Linked DNA regions of Mus musculus: region 2 is linked to region 1. The links are chromatin contacts, found by Hi-C or POLR2A ChIA-PET in ENCODE. All regions are on one chromosome and are shown on one strand. The core of a region is the stretch at or near the end of the contact, and the rest is flanking DNA. Distances in the headings are between cores, read along the strand shown.

What was found. A loop is a pair of places that touch in the nucleus more often than their neighbours do. ChIA-PET counts read pairs that join two places held with the same protein, here RNA polymerase II (POLR2A).
Region 2: a loop to region 1 is called in a map of heart, with 9 times the contacts of the local background. The contact joins the promoter of Bcl2 here to the promoter of Kdsr in region 1. A Hi-C loop is called at or near these places in 4 of 37 maps with a recorded cell type or tissue (heart and left cerebral cortex). POLR2A ChIA-PET finds 5 or more read pairs at or near these places in 3 of 5 experiments (Patski and embryonic stem cell).

What each region holds. Positions count from the first base shown.
Region 1 is chr1:106,755,772-106,761,138 of GRCm38, forward strand. Kdsr (3-ketodihydrosphingosine reductase) reads right to left here and starts at 3,971. Exons shown (of 10, transcript NM_027534.2): 1 at 3,773-3,971. The coding sequence starts at 3,880.
Region 2 is chr1:106,711,076-106,716,701 of GRCm38, forward strand. It overlaps Bcl2 (B cell leukemia/lymphoma 2), which reads right to left and starts at 3,215. Exons shown (of 2, transcript NM_009741.5): 1 at 1,230-3,215. The coding sequence starts at 1,805.

The DNA.
Region 1 (5,367 bases), core at 2,721-5,220:
TTGAAGTCGTTCAATCTCACGGACAGTTTCATGGTATTGGCTAGGACTACATGGGGCTCTGTCTCAGGAACAAAGCGTCTCCAAGAACCACAACCTCCTCATACCACATTTGTCACCTGGAATGCAGTGTAAGCATCAAAGATTATACTCTCAGCAGAGCCTCCTAGCCTCCAAGCCCCCCCCCCCCCCCCCCCCCCCGTGCTGAGCTATAAACTATTCATCTAAAATCGTTTCAGGTCACCAAAGGAAACGTGCCCTACAATTTTAGCTAAGAAATAATACATTAGTGCTGCTGACTACAAACACAAACGAATCTCATTTCCTTCCAGCACATCTATGTAAGTCTAAGTCTATGTAAAAACGTGAGAGAGAGAAAGAAAGAATATCCTTTCAACGTTGAAAACTACAAGGCTTCACAATACTGTATTTAAAGAGCTCCATCCAGGCCAGGCATAGTAGTGATGGCATACACCTTAATATTAGAACTCAGGAGGCAGAGGCAGGCTATCTGTCCGAATCCAAGCCATTCTGGCCCACACAGTAAATTCCAAGCCAGCATGGCTATACGGTAAGACCCTGTATCAAAAGCAAAACAAAAATCTCTCCTGTCAAAACCTAGCTCCTTTCCAGTCAGACATTTGGATTACTTTGAATATTTTGCTACTCTAAAGCCATGCAGAAAGAACATCTCCCACACTGTAATGTTCGTATTGCCATGAAACCCTCCAAGCATAGATGTGTCTCTCTGTGTTCTTGAGAATATGTCACTTCCCTGTAGTCTCACCTTGGATCTAATGGAGAGGTTTGCTTGGGAGATCATTAACCAAATGTCTGCTGAGGATGACTATAGAAGGATACACGTTGCCTTGGCTGAGTGTTATCTCCGTGGCTTCTGATATCAGGCTATCTTACGGGCTGTTCTGGTTTATGAACTTTTACTCCTCATAGTACTTGTCAGAGCCTCTAAAACATTTCCTCACATGCTTTATAATGCTGCCTTAAGCTGTTTATCTTCCCCGGATCACACATCCCCCCACACAGTTCCCCCACGCCCTATGGGAACCTTTCCTGAACACATCAGTCAGTCAGTCCTCCTGGCTGGTCACCATGTAGTCTGCACTCACTTTGGATATATCTTGGCTCCCTGGCTGAACTCATGGCTCCTATGGACCAATACCAAGCCAGCCTGTCTCACTCATCACAGACCATGCCAGGCCCCTGCACAAGCAGGCACTCAATAAATACTTTCCTCAGTTTGCAGAATGTTCTCCTATGTCATTTCCATGAAAACAAAAAACCAAAACAAAACAAAACGTCAAAGCTCACAAATAAAAGTCTCCCTATTTATTGTTCAGAAAGCTGATGGAGTTAGGAATGAGGTTACTGAGACATCTTTTATGCTCTGATGTATTATGTGAACAAAAGCCAGGGCGGGTTTCAGGAAAGCAAACAGTGTCACTTTCTCACATTGGGAGTGAGACCTGGTTTTCAGATCAAGGTGCATTCAAAGGGATCTAGCCAACGCAGCTAAGTCTTGAGTGGCATATAAGAATACAGTTAGGCTAATTCTGGAATATGTTCTTCTGGATGCTCTAAGAACTGGCGTGGGTTTTTCACAATGGCCGAGAAAACGTTAAATGTATACTATATCTAAACAGAGGGCCCCGAAGATAACCATTTACTTTCCCTTCCTTGACCACTCCTTGTTACTGATCACTACAAATACCATTTAAACGATACTGTCTCTTTAAGCGCAGCATACAGGCCCTACTAAGGGCACCAGCAACTTTCCTGCTGCTAGGAGCACTACTCTCAGTCATCCAGAAGGAGGGACACTGAACAATCATCTACTGGATGAGAAGACCAGCAAAGCTTTGCTGCTGTGATCAGACACCACAGCACCAGCGTATGTGAACTGCTCTAAAAACAAAGAGCTTGGCTCACTCTCCTGATCCCAGATCACAACTAAATCACATTTTACTCTTCAGATATTAAAAAAGGCAGATAGGGACACCATATGAATAAGCCATGCTATGTTGTTTATACCAGTAAACATACATACATGCATAGCGGTAATTATTTTTTATTGTATTAAAGCAGGATCCTGGGAGGGCTGGGAAGTGAGTGTTTTGGAGTGCATTATGTAAAGTTCCCAAAGAATCAATAAAAATATGTTGGGAAAAAGAATGCGTCTATTGAAACAGCCCTAACCTCCTCTGTGAAAGAGCCGGGGACTGGGGACACAAGAACAAGTACCAAGGGTAGTTGTGAGTACCTTGTAGTTGTCGAATTAGTTTTCATTCTGACTTTGGCTCTCCTCCCTTGCCCCACAGCTGAGCTATACAAGCACAAGTTGATTCAGCGTTGTGTATGTAGGTGCACCTGTGCAGAGGCTGGCAGTGTCTGGCATTTCAGTCACCCTGCACCTTAATTTTTGCGACAAGGCTTCTCCCTGAACCTGAAGATCATTCGTGCGTCTAGGCAAACTATCCAGTGAGCTCCAGGGATCCACAGGTTGTGGCCCCAGTGCTGAAGTTAGAGGCATAGGCCCAGTGAGCATGTGGGTGCTAGGGACCCTAACTCAGGGCATGATGCACGGCAAGCACTTTACCAACTGAGCCATTTCCTCAGCCGGCAAGTTCAACTGCTTTAGTCACGATTTTGTGGATGTAAAACTTTAGCAACTTGGCATGATTGTAAACTTTGGCTTTTTCTAATAACTCTTTCCACATCATGCATAGCAGCAGCTGGGAATAAATCAGTAATTTTACAAAAGACAAATTAATGGAAACACATGTTGTCATCCAGAAATTCTTGTTTGGGATAAATCATACTAAGATAACCACTCTATCCTGTAACAACGCAGTGGGGACTTACTTGGATGCACTCATGTAAGTCACCTAAGGGCACCAAGGAGATTCGTGCTGCCGGTTTGGATACTAGCTGTCCTTATTCGCAACTCCTCGCCTCACTGTGCCTCGGGTTTTGGGTCTATATAGGACACCGAGGAGAAATGCCAGAGTTGAGGCTCTGAGCTGTGGGGGCGGGGTGGAGGCATAGCCAAGCCTGCACATAGGAACGTGCGAGCTTCCGGACTTTAACAAACCAAACCACTCATATCTCCTTCCATCTTAAGCTTCTAATCAAGCTGGTTAGCTCTTCCTTCTGACGCCAGAAAGGACTGCACTTGAGCAGTACTCAGCAGACCCTGGCTGAGTTCAGAGACAAGCCTGCTGGCCAAACCTGCCAGGCCACCCCTCAGGTGTATCACTTCCTAGAAGCCTCTGGGGGCTCTTTGTCACTTGCACACGACACCCTACAGTCTCAGCTGCCTGGGCCAGCCCCAGAGGCCCAGACCCCCTCCTTGCTGTGGGCTCCTTAGGATTCCCTGGCTGTGGCTACTCCCATCCGGGTTTGCGCCCTTATCCTGCTAGTCACCGACTGCCGTGTCCTTGGCAAAGTTTCTCAGTCTCTCTGTTGACTCATTGGGGAAACTGAAGATCCAAACAGTGGCAGACAGGGATGCTCCGGGGATCAGCGAGCAGCAGAGCCCCTGAGTCCTGGAAACTAGGCTGGCGCCTTCTCCACGACACTGCCCTGTAGCCCGGCGCCTTGGAGGGCGGGTTCCTGAGGTCCGACAGGGCAGGGCAATGCCGGGGCTAAGGCAGTAGGTAACCCGCCCCACTCAACCGTTCCTTTCCGGGACCGTGGTCTCGTTGGCCCAAGCCGGCCAAGCAGTCCTGGGCAAGCTCAGCAACAGGAGGCCACTCACCACTACGTGCGCGCCGGGCAGCGCGAGGGGCTTGGGACTGATGAGCGGCGACACCATGTAGAGGAGCAGCACGAAGGCCACGAGGCCGGCAGCGGCCAACAGCAACATCTCTGCCGAGCGACTACTGGGAGATCACATGCACCAGCAGCCGGGAGTGTTTGGGTTTGCGAGCGAGGGCGGGACGGCGGCGAAGGGAAGAGGAGGAGCCTGGGCGGGGCGGTCTCCGCTGTCGGACTAGCTCCTGGGCCCGCGCCCCCTTCAGCTTCAGGCTGCGGCTGCGCAGGCTGTGCGTGCGTAGGCTCCGGGTACTTGGCCTCCCCGTTGGCCCGCCCGCCAACGTCGTGGGAGGCTTGCAAACGGTGGCTTTTGGATCCACGGATTTTGTTCTGTGCCTAAGTCCTGGTATTCTTCTTTGAAATCACAGATTCCAGTTCGTGTATTTATGGCTCACTCAGAAAATGGTCACCGCTCCCTTTCGCTTTGAGCGTTGACTTGGATTTCTGATAATTGAATTTCGCTGAAAACTGTACATACATCCTGTAACCAAAGCAGATGCAAACGCGGAGGCGCGGGGAGCCACCGTTGTAGAGATTTAATTCCAACATCTGGTCCACCGACTTAAAATAGTTTTAGTTTAGTGTCTAAACTATCGCCACAGTCTTTTGTCGCCCTACACAGCAACCCTATAGTCATTAACAGTCACAGTTCAGTTTCTCTCTCTCTCTCTCTGTATAGCCCTGGCTGTCCTGGAACTCACTTTGTAGACCAGGCTGGCCACGAACTCAGAAATCCACCTGCCTCTGCCTCCCGAGTGCTGGGATTAAACGCGTGCACCACAACGCCCAGCTCATTTTCTCTTAAATGGTGCAGTTATAGGCAATCACAAAGCTCTCTGGACTTGTCTATTCATACAAGTGGAGTTCTAATAATATGCCCTCTGCAGTGCCTAGCTTCTTTGACTTAGCATACTAAGATTCTTCCATACTGTACCTATCAGTATTTAATTTCTTTTTATTGTTGATAATATCCTAGTGTAGGCTAGATTATTTTTTCACTCATCACTTTTTGATCAAAACAATAACAAAAGAAAAAAAAAGCTACTGGATCCAAAAGGAAGGAAGGTCTTTTGCTAGAAAGCTTTAAGTCCTGTGCTAGATCCCTCTGGCCCCACAAGGTAGGTTGTCCTCTGACCTCTACTAGTATGTCTTGGCGTTCACCATCACACTCACTGAATACATTTTTGGTAAGGTCATGTATGGCCAGCCTCCTTTAAACAAAGCCATTCCTATTAAACCTCCCCAAAGCAAAGAAAGAACTTACTTTCTGGATTAGGATGATATAAAGCTAACATCTAGCCTTTGGCCAAAGCTCATTTGAGCAAAACAAACCTCCAACACTTGGAGGGTTCACTGGGTAGCCAGAGATTTTAAACTCTATTTCTCAATATAGCTGGCTATCCATATTGTATTATAATCGTAACAAAGAACAACCTGTGCTATTGTGTCACAGTAAGGTATTAAATCCCAAATCTATGTACTTTCACATATAAGCTTTTGAGTGTGCATGCTTTGGCTCTCTCATCGCTGGCCCTCAAG
Region 2 (5,626 bases), core at 1,965-4,464, 45 kb before region 1:
TTCACGTTCAGTCAGTTACAGACTTTTTGTTCCTGTTAAGATATAATATATATGTATATGTATATGTGTATATATATATATACATATATATATATACACACACACACACACACACACACACACACACTCACATATATATTCGTTCTCTTTATACTACCAAGGCAGGACTAAAATGAAAACCCTTTTCATTAAAACAAGGTCTTTTAAAAAATGTCAGACAATAATGATTGCTTTCACATAACTTAATTGTTTTAGCTATAGCAAGTCTTAAGTCTGCTCTCTGCCCTTAAAGAACCAGAGAAAAGCTTAAATCACACGGTAAAATATGGAAGCTGAACCTCCCAAGATCCCAGAAAACTATCACCCCATAGATGCTCACCAGTGTTGTGGATACGAATCATTTTAACTTGTCAGGGCTGGAGACGCCACAGCTAAGTGGACTCCATTACCCCTTTCATAGGCACCCTAGATGCAAGTCCATTCAGCAGTAGAGATCGCAAAACTATGTAGAATGCAGGTAGAGAAAAGTAAGACATACAGTGGATGCAGACTTCTAAATCATCGCATATTCGTTGACGGACATGTTTAGGGTGCACACCCACCATGCCCACTGGGGACTATGGCATAGACAGACTGGATTCCACAAACATCCACGAATACCTACCTAAGCTTACCTTTTTTTTTTTTTTTTTTTTTTTTTTTTTACAAGCTTAGCTATGATTTCCAGGAAAAGGAGCCGTGTTGTTTTTCTTTGGGAAAATGTTCCCAAGTGAGTTAGAAAAGGTTTGCCTGCGTCCTCTGGTGGAGCCTGCATGTCTAGATGGACCTTTTAAAGTTTGTTAGTCCACCAGAGGAGCTAAAGATGCATAGGTCAAGAGGGAGTGTTGGAGGTCTGGTGCTTACACAGGACCCAGAACATCTGCAGCAAGCTACTCAGACGAACTAACTCTGAGAGTTACTGGAGGGATGCTATTATCTCCAGATCCTACTGGATCAAAAATGCTGGATTCTTGCTCCCTCACAGCCAGCGGGCAGGAGTTAACACAGTGTTGGCAGGGTGTGATGTACCCAGAGGAAGAGAGTGAGAGGTCAGGGGAGCAAAGCTACAAACTCGACTTTATTTCATCTGCTCAATGGCCCATTTTGACCCAGAATCCACTCACACCCCAACCTGCGCATCTTGGCCTTGAGATCAAAGCCCAGACTCATTCAACCAGACATGCACCTACCCAGCCTCCGTTATCCTGGATCCAGGTGTGCAGATGCCGGTTCAGGTACTCAGTCATCCACAGGGCGATGTTGTCCACCAGGGGTGACATCTCCCTGTTGACGCTCTCCACACACATGACCCCACCGAACTCAAAGAAGGCCACAATCCTCCCCCAGTTCACCCCATCCCTGAAGAGTTCCTCCACCACCGTGGCAAAGCGTCCCCTCGCGGTGAAGGGCGTCAGGTGCAGCTGACTGGACATCTCTGCGAAGTCACGACGGTAGCGACGAGAGAAGTCATCCCCAGCCCGGCGGAGGGTCAGATGGACCACAGGTGGCACAGGGCTGAGCGCAGGCCCAGCGGTGGCAACGAGGGGCCTGAGAGGAGACGTCCTGGCAGCCATGTCCCGGTGCACAGCGGGCATTGGGTTGCTCTCAGGCTGGAAGGAGAAGATGCCAGGGGTGGGGGCAGCCCCCAGGGGCGCCGCGTCCGCATCTCCAGCATCCCACTCGTAGCCCCTCTGTGACAGCTTATAATGTATGTACTTCATCACGATCTCCCGGTTATCATACCCTGTTCTCCCGGCTTGCGCCATCCTTCCCCGAAAAGAAGCTGCAGGTACCAATGGCACTTCAAGTCCCGACTCCCGCCCCACGGCCCCGAAAGAAAAAAAAAAAAAAAAGAATAGTTATAATCCAGCTCTTTTATTGGATGTGCTTTGCATTCTTGGATGAAGGGGTGTCTTTAGTTACACCGAACACTTGATTCTGGTGTTTCCCCGTTGGCATGAGATGCAGGAAATTTTTATTCAAATTCCTTTCTGCTTTTTATTTCATGAGGTACATTATTTATTAAGCTTTGTTAATATCAGTCTACTTCCTCCGCAATGCTGAAAGGTGAAGAGGCGGGACGACCTAGGAAGTTAAAATCAGGTGTGTTTTCCTTTATATATTTAGGGTAAGAAAGGTATATCCGCTACAAGTTACACGTTTAAAAATGCATTAAACTGTCTGGAAATGAAATTTGCTTGAATGCACTTGAAGTAAAAAAATATTTCAAACGCGTCCATGGAAAGTTATATTAAACAAAATTCCTGTGCAAAGAACTTACTGTATTTTCTAAGGACGGCATGATCTTCTGTCAAGTTTACCCTTTTTTGGTAAAACCCAAACAAATACATAAGGCAACCACACCATCGATCTTCAGAAGTCTCCTTGTATAAGCTTCTTTACAACTTGCAATGAATCGGGAGTTGGGGTCTGGGGGCTAGGTGGAGGAAAAATCAGGAGGGTTTCCAGATTGGGTCCTCACACTCCGGCTTCACTGAGAATGTCAATCCGTAGGAATCCCAACCAGAGATCTCAAGAGCACCGCAGCGGGGCAAAAAGGCAGCGGCGGCGGCGGCAGATGAATTACAATTTTTCAGTCCAGCATTTGCAGAAGTCCTGTGATTCTCCCTTCTTCTCGGCAATTTACACTTGCACACACACGCTGGAGCGCAGGCATGGATCCGTATCCACCGGACCGCTTCAGACCTCCAGGGCAGAGAGACACGCCAAGGGGACGATGGAGGAGCTGGGGGACCGGGACCGGAATCCTCTTCTGATTAAACTCCGAAGGGCCAACGCGCTTTCCGAAACGGGAAAAAAAGCAGCTTGCTAAATGCAGGCACGGACGCGCTGGGGCCGCGGGTGCCCAAGGAGCAGCCCGCGCACTGTGTGTGGTGCGCTGCGGGAGAAGGAGGTGGTGGGGGAGGGTTTGCCCCCCCTCTTTTTCCTAAAAAGGATGACTGCTACGAAGTCCCCCCCTGGTCCCCTCTTCCGCTGCACCCCACCGGCGCACCCCGCCTCCGGGCTGCGCACCCTTTCTCCTCCTCCGCTGCGGGCGGCGCTGGCGGCCGCCTCCTCGTGCTTGCGCCGCGCAGCCCGTTCCACGGTGACGGCTGCGGCTGGGGAGGGCCTGGGCACCTCGGTGTTGGCGGCGGCGGCTCGGCGGGGACCCGGACGCGGGGCGGGAGGACGGGCCGGGGAGGAAGGGGGCGGGCGCGGGGCGGGGGGCCCGGCCTCTTACTTCATTCTCCGCCGGAGCGCCTGGTTTCCTGTACGTACGTCACCGTTCATTCAAAAAAAAGAAGAAAGAAAGCCCTCCTCTGAGCGCCCGCCCGCCGCCTCCTCCCGCCGCCCGCCAGCCGCCCGGGTTAAAGGCGCCGCGGCCGCCCCGGGGAGCGCGCGCCCGGCCGCGGCCGCTGGCCTGGGTGGCGGCCACCCGCGGGCTACGCTGGGCCCCGGACCGTGGGTGGCGCGGGCCTCCCGGGCGGCAGTGGCTCAGTGGGCGTGTGAGGGGCCTCCTCGGGCCTGCGGGGCTGGCTGCTGGCTGGACGTGCCTATAGCCAGGGCCAGGCTGTGGCGAGGCACCTGGATCTTTTCTAACAGGATGGGCACAATTGCATGGATCTTTTTCAACGTGTACAGTGTGCACGACCGCATGGACTTTTTCTATGTAGCATGTGCAGGTCACATGGACCCTTTCTAACCGCGTGCATGGAATGTGCACAATCCAATGGACCCTTTCTAACCACACATAAAGTGTGTACACAGTCGCTCTGTGTGTGTGTGTGTGTGTAGTGCAGTGTATCTACAATCATGTGGACCCTTTAAACAGTGTAGTGTATACAACCACATATAGTGTATAAAATCAAACAGACCCTCAGCTAACCATGTGAACCCCCAAACACTATGTTATCAGCTCTCAGCAGCCAGAGAGATTACCGAGACATATATTGACTCCTAAGTAGTGAGTAGTACCAATATGCTACCCTTGGGTGAAGAGAGGCAACTCCCAACACAGTCTCCAGGATATTAATTACAAATGAAAATACTTAGAATAACAACGTTAGCATGCTTGTTTCTAGGCCCTTTTGTCCAGACACCACAAGCTGTGTAACTTAGAACAGGTCTGAGTACTCCTCTGCTCTGAAGAGCATGATGTGATGTCCACAACCAGCAAGGGATGTGCCTCAGAGGCTGGTCTTTCCTCATCTCTTCTTAGTCAGACAGTGGCAGACTGATGGCAGTCGCTGATGCTCTTGGCTTGTTAAAGAATAGTCAAAGTGGTATGCGGAGTTACTTTGGAGGTGTCCAAGCAGATACCACATGAGCACCCAGGCGCTTTTAGCCTCTATCCAGGCATACCCAACTTGGTGACCAAGGCCAGACCTAACTCGCAGTGGGCCAGTGAAGAGAGGAGAAGAGAACAGCAGAAGTTTGAGTTTCAGGGACAGTTTTTCCTCTGCTCCTAACGCTCCCAGCACTGGGCTGGGGCTGGACCTCAGGGAGTGATACCTGCCACCTTTCAAGGCCATGACCCTAACACGGCATAGGTACGGTTTTGGATATCCTCAGCTCTGACCAGCATGCAACCTGAGACGGCTTCAGAAGATGCAGCCATACAGATAATGTGTCTATGTACCCACAGACACACAGTGCCACTGTCACTTGTATGAACCCAGACAGAAACAATCAAGCTGAGAGATAGATACATAAAACACCAAGAAAAACTGTGCTATGTGATAACTATGTTATCAGCTCTCAGCAGCCAGAGAGATTACTGAGACATATATTGACTCCTAAGTAGTGAGTAGTACCAATATGCTACCCTTGGGTGAAGAGTGGCAACTCCCAACAGTCTCCAGGATATTAATTACAAATTAAAATACTAATGAAAACTCGTGGTTGGTGAGATGGCTCAGCGGTTAAGAACACCGACTGTTCTTCCGAAGGTCCTGAGTTCAAGTGTCAGCAACCACATAGTGGCTCACAGCCATCTGTAATGGGATCTGATGCCCTCTTCTGGTGTGTCTGAAGACAGTGACAGTGTACTCACATACATTAAATTAATAAGTAAATAAGTAAGCTGTTCGTTCACAGGCTAGCAGGTTGCCACATCGGGCTTAAGAACAGAGCACATGTGCAGGGTGGACAAGTCCCACAGGCTTGCTGGATTACTGTGGGAACAGCACATTCAGTCACTATCTTTACCTCATTCCAAGTTTAAAAGGGTGTATTTTGTGTGTACATGGTGTGGGTTGGTGGAGTACATGCCATGGCATGGATTGTCATTGGACAGCACCGTGGAGCCATTCTCCCCTTCCACCTTTATTTATTTGAGGCAGGGTCTCATGTAGCCCAGGGTGGCCTTCAATTTGCTGTGTAACAAAGGATAAATGTAATGATTTTCCAGCCTCTATTTCCAGAGTGCCAGGATCATAGGCATGCATAATGACCCATTTGTGTGGTGTCCGGGATTGAAATTAGGGCTTTATGCACACTAGGCAAGTATTGTACAACTGAGCTACAAAAAGCATCTATTAATATATATGCACACATGCACGCGCGCGCGCGCGCACACACACACACA